Regions from separate parts of the Homo sapiens genome. Here region 1 is linked to region 2. A link is a loop called in an ENCODE intact Hi-C map of the cell type or tissue named here. Cell type or tissue: GM12878. All regions are shown on one strand. Links, peaks and the distances in the headings refer to the core of each region. The heading gives the core; the rest is flanking DNA.

The links. Peaks named below come from ENCODE experiments on the same cell type or tissue, not always from the same donor. Only the 100,000 strongest peaks of a DNase experiment are listed, where the experiment ranks them.
Region 1: a loop joins it to region 2, with 2.2 times the contacts of the local background. A loop is called at or near these places in 1 of 110 quality-filtered maps.

The regions. Positions count from the first base shown.
Region 1 is chr4:159,977,260-159,983,552 of GRCh38, forward strand. The region is part of intron 2 of LOC107986324 (a long non-coding RNA gene); the gene reads left to right. Among named protein-coding and RNA genes, the nearest start is that of LINC02233, 200 kb to the left of the region's middle. RefSeq lists an enhancer at 1-291. In GM12878, for the core only: no CTCF peak of the experiment used is centred there; a DNase peak (open chromatin) is centred at 2,940.
Region 2 is chr4:160,139,276-160,145,568 of GRCh38, forward strand. No RefSeq gene overlaps it. Among named protein-coding and RNA genes, the nearest start is that of LINC02233, 360 kb to the left of the region's middle. In GM12878, for the core only: no CTCF peak of the experiment used is centred there; a DNase peak (open chromatin) is centred at 3,446.

The DNA of each region.
Region 1 (6,293 bases), core at 1,347-5,346, 160 kb before region 2:
TGGCCCTAAATCCATTAAACCTTGAGTCAACACAGCACAAGTCTCTGCGAGCACAGGGTTGGGGGTAGGGTTACAGATTAACAGCATCTCAAGGCAGAATTTTTCTTAGTACAGAACAAAATGGAGTCTCTTATGTCTACTTCTTTCTACATAGACACAGTAACAGTCTGATCTCTCTTTCTTTTCCCCACAAGATATCATGGTGTGAGAAGTCCAAATTACACGGATAGTCCATGTACAGGTGCTCTAGGTGACAGCCTGTTATTAGTCTGCTCAGGATTGCATAACAAAATACCATAGACTAGTTGGCTTAAATAAAATAAATTTATTTTCTCATAGTTCTGGAGGCTGGAAATCTGAGATCAAGGTGCCTGTATGGTTGGGTTCTGTTGAAAGCTCTCTTCCTGGCTTGCAAAGGCCACCTCTCACTGTGTCTTCACCTTGCAGGGAGAGAGAGAGAGAGGAAAGAGAGAGAAAGAGAGGAAAGAGAGAGAGAGGAAAGAGAGAGAAAGAGAGGAAAGAGAGAGAGAGGAAAGAGAGAGAAAGAGAGGAAAGAGAGAGAGAGGAAAGAGAGAAAGGAGAGAGAGAGAGAGAGAAGAGAGAGGGAGAGGAAAGAGAGAGAGAGGAAAAAGAGAGGGAGAGTGTTAGATATGAGTTCTAAATTTCTTTTCAAAGAATCAATATGTCAGTATGTTCAATTCTTCGCCTTCTACTTTTAAACTTCCTCATAAAGCAACCTTTTTTGATTACCTGCTCCACCCTGACTCATTTCAATCATCTACTCCACCCTGACTCATTCCTGTTACCTTCTGCACCCTAACTCATTCCGATTATCTGCTATGTGCTCCACCCTGACTCATTCTCCACCCTGCATAAGCATTTTTCCCGCCAAACCACTCACCCCGTCACTCTCTTTAAATTAGCCAGTCGGAATTAGTTTAGCCTGTGTGGTCTAACGCTAGCCAATAGGGGAACGACACAGCAGCAGGGCCCACATGCGTCAGGGTAAGAACCTCTTTCCCTCCCTTGTCCAAGTGTGCGCTCACCATTGCTTCATCTGTAAGGGCACACACTTCTATAGAAGTACCTTGCCTTGCTGAGACTTGCAGCACTGAAACTTTATTTATAACAGAAAGAGAAAGAAAGAAAGCACTCAGGTGTCACTTCTGGGGGTAATGATCCCATACTACCCAGGGCCCTACCCTCATGAAATCATCTAAGTATAATGATCTCCCAAAGCATCCATCTCCAAATACCATCATGTTGGTGGTTAGGGCTTCCATACATATACTTTGGGGGACACAAACATTCAATCCATAACACAGGCCTCAATGAGTTTCCATCTCATAGATAGCATTAATTTCCATTATGGGAATAAGCAATCTTTAACATTCAGCCCAGTCAGATTTCAGATGACTGTAGCCCCAGCAAGCATTTAACCACAACTGCATAATAAATTCCAAGCTAGAACCACTCAACCAACTGGAGTCAATATACAGAACCAGGAGTAATAATAAATTGCTTTATGACACCAAGTCTTGAGCTGGTTTATTATGCAACAAAAGCTAATCTGAATAGAAATTAGCACCAGAAGTTGAAGTGTTACCATAACAAAAACTATAACGTGGCATTGTTTTGGGACCAGTAGGAGAGCAGTAGTTGAGAGTGTCTTAGGAGACTCAGTGAAGGCTGATGACGGCGAGATTTTGTAACTGAAGTCTGGAGAAAAGAGAGGATGCCCATTATGTAGTGGCCTGAAAGTCTGGCAAAACTATTGACTGCAGTAATGTTGCAAAAATAAAATTATGCCTAACAAAATGCCATAGTTGGTTAAGAAAATTGCTAAGCAGAAGGTTGAAAATGTCAATTTTTTTTAAAGCCACCTATGATAAGTTATGGATATAGAGAAATAATAAAAAAGGAACTACTCATCAATCAAGCAGAATTTAGAGAAATATAATAAAGTTGCTACTTCCTAGGTTCAAAAAAACCTATTATCCCCCAAATATCAAAAGAATATAATTAAAAAGACACAAACTGAGAAATGACTCTATTCTTTATTTCTCTTATCCTATATTATTTTCATGATTCATCTTTTCAATCCATGATTTCTAGTACTTTAAACTTCTAAGCACTTTTGTCAAGCAAAACTGGCTTTTTAAAAAAATCATCTCTGCCCTGTGTCATTTTTAATTAGAATGGAAGGTATATTTTGAAAACATTATTAGAAATGTAATGTACAAACTAATTAGGGGTAAGGATTAGTGAGCATGTCTGGATTGTACCAACCCTACACATTCCAAAGAAAGTTTTGGCCCTTGACCAGCTCCTGGGAAATAACTTCTAAGCCCTTGGAATATCTGGCTTGATGAGGATGTCTTTGTGCCTTGGTCCATCCTTGCACTGCTATAAAAAAATACCTGAGACTGGGTAATTTACAAAACAGAGATTTAATTAGCTCACGGTTCTGCAGGCTATATAGAAAGCATGGCTGGAGGGTCCTCAAGGAGCTTTTACTCATGTCAGAAGGCAAAGCCAGAGCAGGCATCTTCACATGGAGCAGGAGGAACAGAGAGAGGGGGATGTGCTACACACTTTTAAGTGATCAGATCTCTTGAGAACTCTATCACAACTATAGTACCAAAAGGGGGAAACTCATTTCCATGACTAAATCACCTCCTACCAGGCCCCATCTCCAACACTAGGGATTAAAATTCAACATAAGATTTGGGTGTGGATACAGACTCAAACCATATCAGTGTGTTACCTGGAGTCTTGGGCCATGCCAGATAGTTTATGCTAACAATGTGCTTTTTGGTAGGGAGTTTTTGGCCATATGGTATCAGTTTGACTTCTAGAGGAGCTGGAGACTGAATAAGGCCAGTCACAGATGACCTAAATTTGATGACCTCCTGGTGACCTAAAGTTGTTACTTTATAGTGGTTAAAAAGTCACCAAAATTTTCTGGCCTCGGTTTCATTATTTATACAATGGGATAATGATAGATCCTCTACCTAGGTCATAAAGTTGTCACAAAAGCCAAAATATAATATTGGTAAAAATACACTGCAAGTTATGTGGTTTCAAATTCTATAACCACTGCTACCACTACCTGCCTTACAACCAGTATATATTATTTCTGTACAACTGTATTATTACTGTAAAACTGTAAAACTGAGGTCGAAAAGGCCAAGGGATTGAGACAGTCTTGCTTTAGCTAAAATCACATTAAAAAGTAATCTTCAGGCTTTTTTCCTCAAAATGATGTTAGGAAAATAATATTAATTAAAGAAGCTATTAGCATTAGCCATATTCTTAAACAAAATATATAGCCACCATTTTTTCTTTTTTGAGAGGGAGAAATATCTTCTACTAGAAGGTGCTGAATATAGTTTGTTTGTTTGTTTTATATTAACCACAATACATAATGAAAATATGAATAAAATTCTCTCCTTAGGGCCAAATTCTTCTTTCTTGAGCAAGAGAGAAAACCTAAAGACAAGCTATTTTGTTGTAGATTGTCAAAAAAAAAAAAAAAAAGAGAGGCATTACAAACAACTGGAATTATTCAAGGAATCATGGAAAATAGGGACTGTCTAAATGAAAAAAAAAATCACCTCATTGCTCTTTACACTTCATTTGAGGATTTTATGCACTGTTAATTTATTCATTGAGTTCTGGTTCTAAATGCTCCAGTGGAATCAAGACTGCTTTTCTCAAGGGGCAGGGAAAATGCCATAGGGTTTTCAAATCAGAATTCGTGTTAATAATTCTAAAGCAAAGGCTTCTCTGCTGAAACAGAAAGATTAACTCTGCACGTATTCCTGTCCCTCACCTTTTAATTTTTTTTTTTTTTTTGGCATTAACACAAAATGTGTTTTGTTGACTCATGGTGTGCCATATTAGTTAAATTAAACATCAAACATCTGTCTAACTTTAAGATTCCAACATGAGTATGTTGGCAGTCTCAGTAAAACTGGGGCTGTTAAAGGCCTTCAATCAGTCAAAGGGATAGAGCTGCAGTAATGGCAAACTCAGCAAGCAATTACATCAAAGGATTTAAACTCTATTTCAGTAATGCCTTCTGGATAATGACATTGATCTCAGCACTCCCCTTGCAGATTTCCTGGTATTGCAAAGCAGGATTCTGCATAGTTTCGCATTTAGAAAAACACCATTCACCATTTCTTTTTATGTGAACATAGTTCAATTCTCTTGAATACACCTACACAGCTATTTCTATAAAGCTAATAGACTTTTATTCATAAAGCCAAAATTCATGCTATGTACACAATCCTTTCTTTGTTCTTTTCTGTCACACCAATTTTGCCAAAGTGGTAGAAGTAATGAGAAGATTATGCTACCTTTTACACTCATACTATTTTTACCTTAACACAAGCAGTATAAACAGATCAATCAATCAATCAATCAATCAATGTTTTGCTCTTTCTCTTTGTATTTTAACCTTCACTCAGTTTGCTTATCTTTAGGGGTTGATATGCATAAATGAAATTATTGTAGATGAGAATGTTTTACATTAAAAGGATTTTTGTAAACCTAAACCCTCCCTCCCTTCTTTCCTTCTTCTGTTTTTTTGCAGTCTCGGGGGTTGAGGTGTCGGGGGACATATTGGTTTAGGGAGATTTGTGAACTATCTGTAGATCACTTGAGTGGGTTTTAATGCTGGCTAAGTAGTTTTTAAGCAGTTGTTCTAGTGAAGGAATAGCTAGATGTAACTTCATCCTTAAACGTAGGTGCTATAAAGCAACTCTCCAGTTTATCAAAGTTATGTGTGGTTTCCTGCTTTAAAAGAAGTAAAAATTCAAATCTAATGCTACACAGAGACTACATTTTTTTAAATTTTTATATATTTAAGGGGTACAAGTGCATATTTCTTACATGCTCGTATTGTATAGTGGTGAAGTCTGGCCTTTTAGTGTACCCCTCAGCAGAACAGTGAACATTCTACCAAACAAGTAATTTTTCAACCTTCACCCTCCTCCCACCCTCCCACCTTTTGTAGCCTCTAATGTCTATTATTCCCCTCTGTAGGCACATGTGTACCAATTGTTTAGCTCTCACTTATAAGCAAGAATATGTGGTATTTGACTTTCTTTTTCTGAGTGATGGCACTTAGGATAATGGCCTCCAGTTTCATCCATGTTGCTGCAAAAGACATAAATTTATTCATTTTTATGGCTGAGTAGTATTACATACACATATACTATTACATGTGTATGTATATATACACCATTAAATGTGTGTATATATGTATATATATACCATTACATGTATATGTATGTGTGTGTATATATACATATATATATATATACACACACACACCATTACGTGTGTGTAAATATACATTTTCTTTTAAATTAATTTTTTTTTTCAGATGGCGTCTTGCTCTGGCACCCAGGCTGGAGTTCAGTATCACGTTCTTGGCTCACTGCAACTTCCGCCTTCCAGGTTCAAGCAATTCTCCTGCCTCAGCCTCCTCCAGAGAAGCTGGGATTACAGGTGCACGCCACCATGCCCAGCTAATTTTTGTGTTTTTAGTAGAGATGGGGTTTCACCATGTTGTCCAGGCTGGTCTCGAACTCTTGACCTCAAGTGATCTGCCCTCCTCGGCCCCCACAAAGTGTTGGGATTACATGCATGGGCCACAGTACCCAGCCTATATATACATTTTCTTTATTCAATTCTTTTTTGATGGACATTTAGGTTGATTCCATAACTAGCACTTGTGAATAGTGTTGTGATAAACACATGAGTGCAAGTATCTTTTTAAATAATGATTTCTTTACCTTTGATTTGATACCCAGTAGTGAGATTGCTGAATCAACTGGTAGTTATAATTTAATTCTCTGAGTAATCTCCATGCCATTTTCCATAGAAGTTGTACTAATTTACATTCCCACTAGCACTGTATAAGTGTTTCATATTCTCTTCATCTTCAACAACATCTGTTGTTTTTTGACTTTTTAATAATAGCCATTCTGACTGGTATACAATGGTATTTCATTGTGGTTTTAATTTGCATTTCTCTCACAATTACTCAGGTTGAACATTTTTTTCATATGTTTTTTGGTCACTTGTATGTCTTCTTTTGAAAACTGCCTGTTTGTGTCCTTTGCCCCCTTTTTCATGTTTTTGTTTTGTTTTGTTTTTCTTGTTGAGCTGTTTGAGTTCCTCACAGATTCTGGATATTAGCCATTTATTAGATACAGGGTATGCAAATTTTTTTTCCCATTCTGTAGGTTGTCTGTTTATTCTGGTGACTATTTCTTTTA
Region 2 (6,293 bases), core at 1,585-5,584:
TGTTTATTGCCTAAAATTATTTACTTAATATTAAGGTGAGATATCTGATTATAACAATACTTGATTGAGTTCTTTAAATTTGGATCTTATAAATATGAATAAGTACAAACATTTGTATATTTGTTGAGAAAGACTGGATCTATGCCATATGTAATTATATACATTTTACTTAGTTGACCTCAGTAACTATAACTGGCAAAGTATACAACGGGCTCTGCATCAACATTCAGCTTCTTTTCTTAGTAATTAGTAAAGACTATTCTACATACTTCTTTGATTAGTTTGATTTTTTTCTCCCTTTTACCAGCCTCTTCCTCTCACTTAACATATGCATTTATTTACAGTCTCTTTTGAATTGTCTCTGTTAATTGATTATAGAATTCTCCCTTCAATGTGGTCTACTAGATACTGCTTGCTTAATTTATATTTTAACCAATCAAATTTTGATTTCTTGCTATTGCAGCATAACTGTATAACATTAGTTTTGTGTACCTGTTTCTGCATGCTGTTGGCCAGTGCCAAAGAAAGACATTTTAGCATTTTTTTAAATTAAAAAAATTTCTGATTGGAATGTGAGCTACGTTATGATTTAATTTATTGGGCAGAGAATTGCTAGTATAATTCCTATATTGCAATGTTAAATATACATACTGCTTGTTTATAAATTCAGTGAGTTTAGAATTTTAACCACATCAATGTTGACATCGTATGGAAAACACTAGCTTACTAAAGTGGCGAATGAAATATTATGTTTCAAGAAACGGCTTGTCTTATACCAAACTCCATATTCTTTCTACTGTCTCATCATGACTCTACTATGCATCTATCAGGCTTCCATACAGACAAGAAGGAAGTTGGGATTAAAATAAGAAGATCTTCTAAATATGCTCAGGTGTTGGTAATTTAAGTCAAAATTTATCAGCTTACTACTCTGTCACTCTTATAAAAGTATAGATGTTGAAAGATGATTTTTTTCTACTGCTCTGGTCATGAGTCTACGCTTGTTCTCTTATGCAATTCATATGGGAAAATACAGAATTGAATAATCTTACCATTGCCATTGTATTGCTAAACTAAGACAATGTGCTCCTTCCTCAAATCCTGCTAACCCTGCTTTTGAGATATATGGCACTAGTCAATCTCTAAAGGCTAATGATAATCATACAAGATAAAATAAGAGCACTTCTTTTCCAGGAGTAGGATATTATAAAATTACAGAAAAGCCAAAGATCACTTAATTTAATATGGGGCATATTAATTTAGCATCCAAGGAAATTGAAATAGAGTCAAATTACTCAGTAAACCTGGGCATCCTGTTCTTGTTTTTATTTTGCTACACTAAAGTTTATATCAAGAGGAGTGTTTTGAGTACTGTGACCAAAAAAAAAAAAAGTTTATTGAATTTTGCTTTTTATTGCTTCTGCTTGGGCACATGGAAAACCACACTTCCTAGCTTGTTAGGCAGATCATTTGACTATTTTTGATGAAAGATTTTGAGCATAAAGGACATTTGTCACTTCTGGCCTGAAGCAATAGAAACTCCCTATGTAATTTTTCAATTTTTCTTCTTTGAAGCAGATATCTTGATAAAGTCTTTTTGAGCTGGCAGAGCCACAAGATTGAAGTGAACTTTATTCCTCCTGCTTGAGGACAGCCTTCTTGGGCTTTTTTGAGTGAGAAATAAACTTTGCTTACATTAAGCCACTGAGATATGGGGTTGTTTGCTACCCAAGGAAAAGCCTATACTTTTCTGACTTATTCAAGTACTTAAAGATGCTAAGGGGGAGCCTTAACATCTTTGTGAATACTAGAGTTAAAAAAGAAACAAAAAACAAACCCACGGTTTTGTAAACTAGAAAACCACTGACTTAAAGTCAGATGCAAATAGACAAGCTTGAAAACTGGGGAACAATTATTATAAATTGAATGCATGCTATGTGGGACTGGTACCTCTGGTTTTATTTCCTTTTAGAATTTACTTCATCTTCCACTGCAACTACATTGCACATTTAGGAGAGGAGAAATGCATATTAGAAGCATAAAAATAGAATTCTTTCCTTGAGTAGACACCACCTGCTCTGTGCAGAGTTTTTTATTCTCTTTTTAATTTTAGCAAGGTGCATTTGACAAGATTTTTCTATCTGAGGAATACTGTCAATGAAGGAAGTGGATCTGCTTTATTCTGGAGAAATGCTATGAGTAATGATAGTCACAGATCAGCAGCACTGTAAGAAGGTATTGCAGCATAATCAAATGCTGCCTGTGGACTAGCAGAGTGATTAAACAATCAATCATTGGTTCTTGGAGAATTGTATCTGTCTGTTTAAAATAATTTAAACCTACTGATGTATAGATTCTTAATTTAAAATTTCTTACATGCCTAGCAGACTGAGCATCATTTTTTTAAAAAGTTAATAATTAAGGAGTAGTTTGGTAACAGTAGAAACAATTGGCATGTTGTGTACTTGGCCAAAAAAATATTGGCTGTATTTTGACTTGGCGGCAGGAACATAGACTGTTAAAGTGTTGCTTTCCTTGGTATGATGGCACTGGCAGAGGATGACTATCTACTACACAGTTAGAAAAACAAAATAACAAAGATTTGCATTTAAAAATGTTTTTAATAATTTAATAAGATTTATAGCTCAATATAACTGGCAACTATTTGTGGTATACTTGTTAAGCATATTTGTGGTATTTTTTCACTAGAAAAACAGACTGTAATTAAAAAGCAGTGGTATTTGTACTTAAAAAAGAGTAGGTGACTCGAGAATATATAATTTTAATTAGCAAATATATTTATTTGTGTATATTACCGCCATATTATGTGCACGTTGTGAGCTTATAGATGAATGAATAGACATTTGAACACTTTGTATGTACTTGTAACATTGATAGATGTTCTCTAAATTGAGGTGCATTTGTAAAAATAATATTTTACAAAACTTTGTGAATATCTTTCCTTCATAAAACAGGATCTAGATACGGGTATTAATGTGAATTAATCATCTTCCTTTTAATGTCTTAGAAGTTCCCATTTTAATCTTGGATCCATCTTGGGTTGATGAAACCTAAAAGGAACTTAAAACTAGACTTAGAATACTCTCCCCTGAAAAAGTGCTCATTTCTAAGATGGAACCATGGTTGTACATTGAATTAAGGCCCCCATTCTCTACTCTTCCCTATATCCACTTCCTTTGCTCTATGAATTTTCAGTTTTTCTCACAAACAGTGGATTATTTCACTACACTTTGAATTAGAATTCTGCCATATGACATGCTTTGGTTAATAATCTGTCTGCTAGTGGAGGGGACATGAGTTGAGACTTTAAATGTTTCATTATGATTGGGACTTCCTTTATGCCTCTGCAATTACTTGGAGAAGAACATGCTTTAGCTAGACTACTGGTCTAAGGAGGAAGAGAAACATGTAGATCAGATGAAAGCTCTTAGATCTGCAATGTGTGGTGTGTGGTCACCACAGGTCGACATGTAACCACCCCAATATACCCATGAGAATAGTGTTGCACCGTTTTAAACCACTGGGTGCTGGGATGCTTTCTCATGTCATGTTACTGCAATGACAGCTGATGAATAAACTAAAGAATTACATAGTTTTAAAAAATTAGAGCTGGATCATTTTTCTGGACTAAGGTGAAAATTTCTAAGATGTGAAAGAACTACTATCATCTAGTATTCTGTTTCTATTTATGAGCCCAGCAGGAAATATTAAAATGGGTCAGTACATTTTATTATTTTTGCTCATGGGTGCCAATATCTACTCCCCTTTTTTTTAAGATGTGGATTTTTTCTATCTTGACACTTGAGACCTTAAAATTCTCTGTAACTTTTTACCTGTATGGGATGTCTTTTAAAATTACCTAGATAATTCTGAAATTTCTCAGTTTCATTAACTTTCCTTTTATTTAAGATATCTACCTGATTCCTTTAGCCTTATATACTATATTCTGACTACACTTAAACTTACCTATCTGATTTCTTTAGTCTTGTATACTATATCCTAGCTAAAGTTACCTATTATTGTCCTGCTATGTCACCAGATAGACCTTAGTACTATATATGGCACAACAATTTCTTACTTTCCTTAAAATTTAAAAATATCAAATTGGTATGTAGACATCTAGCAACATGATTTTTAAAGATATATACTTATCTTGATTTTATCCAGCTCTCATTATATGAACAATAGCTGATAATCTGTTACTTATAAGGCATCTATGATCCAAGTCTTAGTCTATAATCTGAGACATTTTATTGTTAAAGTGTTTATAAATCCTGAGGCTGGATGTAAGAAGCTAAAATTAAAAGTGCTAGAAAAAAACCTAATACTTTTTTTCTTAACATTTGAAGAAGTATAGATAAAAGAGCTCCAAGCAGAGACAAAAGAAGAACTAAAGTGATCAAAGTCAGAAGAGCAATGTTTGCCATCTGCCTTCCAGATTTATTATGGGTGCGCCTTATGACTAACTCGTGGGTTTATGTGGGATGTTATTGTGAAAATCACTATAAGATATATAACATGAGCGAATGGAAAAGCAGAAGGCTATTCAAACACATTTGAGCTATAGTCCTTTAGTAACAGCTGGCTCATTTTACAATTTTTTTATTTCAGACAGGGTAATATCCTGGTGGCAAAAATCCAAAACCAGTATAAATTTCTTTCACTTTATAAAAAGCTTTTCTTTAACAACTATAATATGAAACAATAGGTTTTGATTTTGTGATGCAATATTAAATTGCCTCAATCAGATATAAGTATGTTTGGATAATTCTAGTATATAACTTTTGTGTGCTTGCACATTTTTTATCATCAGAGATATTTTCTAAAATTATTAAATATTACATTTAAAATAGTTAACTGATTATGTGCTACAACTTTCAGAATACACAGAAATATAAATAATTTTAGGACCAGGCCAGTTATTAAACTATTCATTAGTTTAAACTCTAACTAGACACAATTATGATTCTTCTTCTTTGGGATTTTTTTAACCGAGGAATTAATGTTTAATATTGTAGTGAATGTTCATAGGAAAGTAAGATATATTTATATAATCTTTAAGTGCAAGCTTTGATTGAAATATTTTATCTATGTATACATATGCACAAATTCCAAAGGTAAAGCTTCATACATTTTCGCAGCGTGAATGCACCTGTTTAACCTATACCCAGATATAGCAGTCTAGAAGTTCCTCTTACACACATTTGTTTTTTTTTTTTGTTTTTTTTTTTGTTTTTTTTTTTGAGATAGAGTCTTGCTCTGTTGCCCAGGCTGGAGTGTAGTGGTGTGATCTTGGCTCACTGCAACCCCTCTGCCTCTGGATTAAAGTGATTCTCCTGCCTCAGCCTCCTGAGTAGCTGGGATTACAGGCGTGCACCACCATGCCTGGCTAATTTTTGTATTTTTAGTAGAGACGGCGTTTCACCATATTGGACAGGCTTTTTAATAACTCAGTACCTTCACTTTCATCAAGAATAACCACTAACAATTGTATATTAAAAAATTATTTCAAAATCAAATTTTCTGGAGTTTCTTTTTCTAGTAAGCAAAGCATCTCTTTATCATATGAAAATGGACTGAGAGCATATGTTAGAGTTTGAAAGTAGTTTACCATATGCCGACTGTAGTGTTAAGTCATAAATGTCCTCAAATCCTTTGACACTCCTCCCATCAAAAGGTGAAATCTATGTTTCCTTCCCTTGAATCTGGATGGACTTTTGACTGTTTAGGAAGAAATGCTGAATGCCTTCAGAGGCTAAATCAGATAGAGCTTCTACCCGATGGTTTTTGAAAGTTCACACTAAAACACAGCCTTCAACCTCTGATAGCCTAGCAGCCATATGAATAGGCCATATAGAGATGCTCCAGCCAATAGCACTAGATGGGGTTCCAGATGATAGTCAGCATCACTTCAAGATAAGTGAAGGGAGAGAACTTTGTGGCGAAGCCAGCCCAGCGTCCACCTGACTATAAAACTTGTGAGATCCTGGGTGAGAATCACCTAGTTGAACCCACTCGACCCTTAGGAATATGAAAGGTTATAATAAAATGTATGTTACTACTTTTTTTGGGTGATCTGTTACTAAGCAATAGTAACTAAACCAATTTTTGTATTTGAAAGTGCTGTAACAAAAATGCACAACTCGTGTCATTGGCTTTGGAACAAGACAAGAATGAAAGGTATCCAGGAGTGTTTCGGGGAAAGTTTAGGGTTGTGAGGAGAGGGTAAGCAGAAGTCTAAAGGGCATCAGGAGTATATGGGGGCTTGAAGG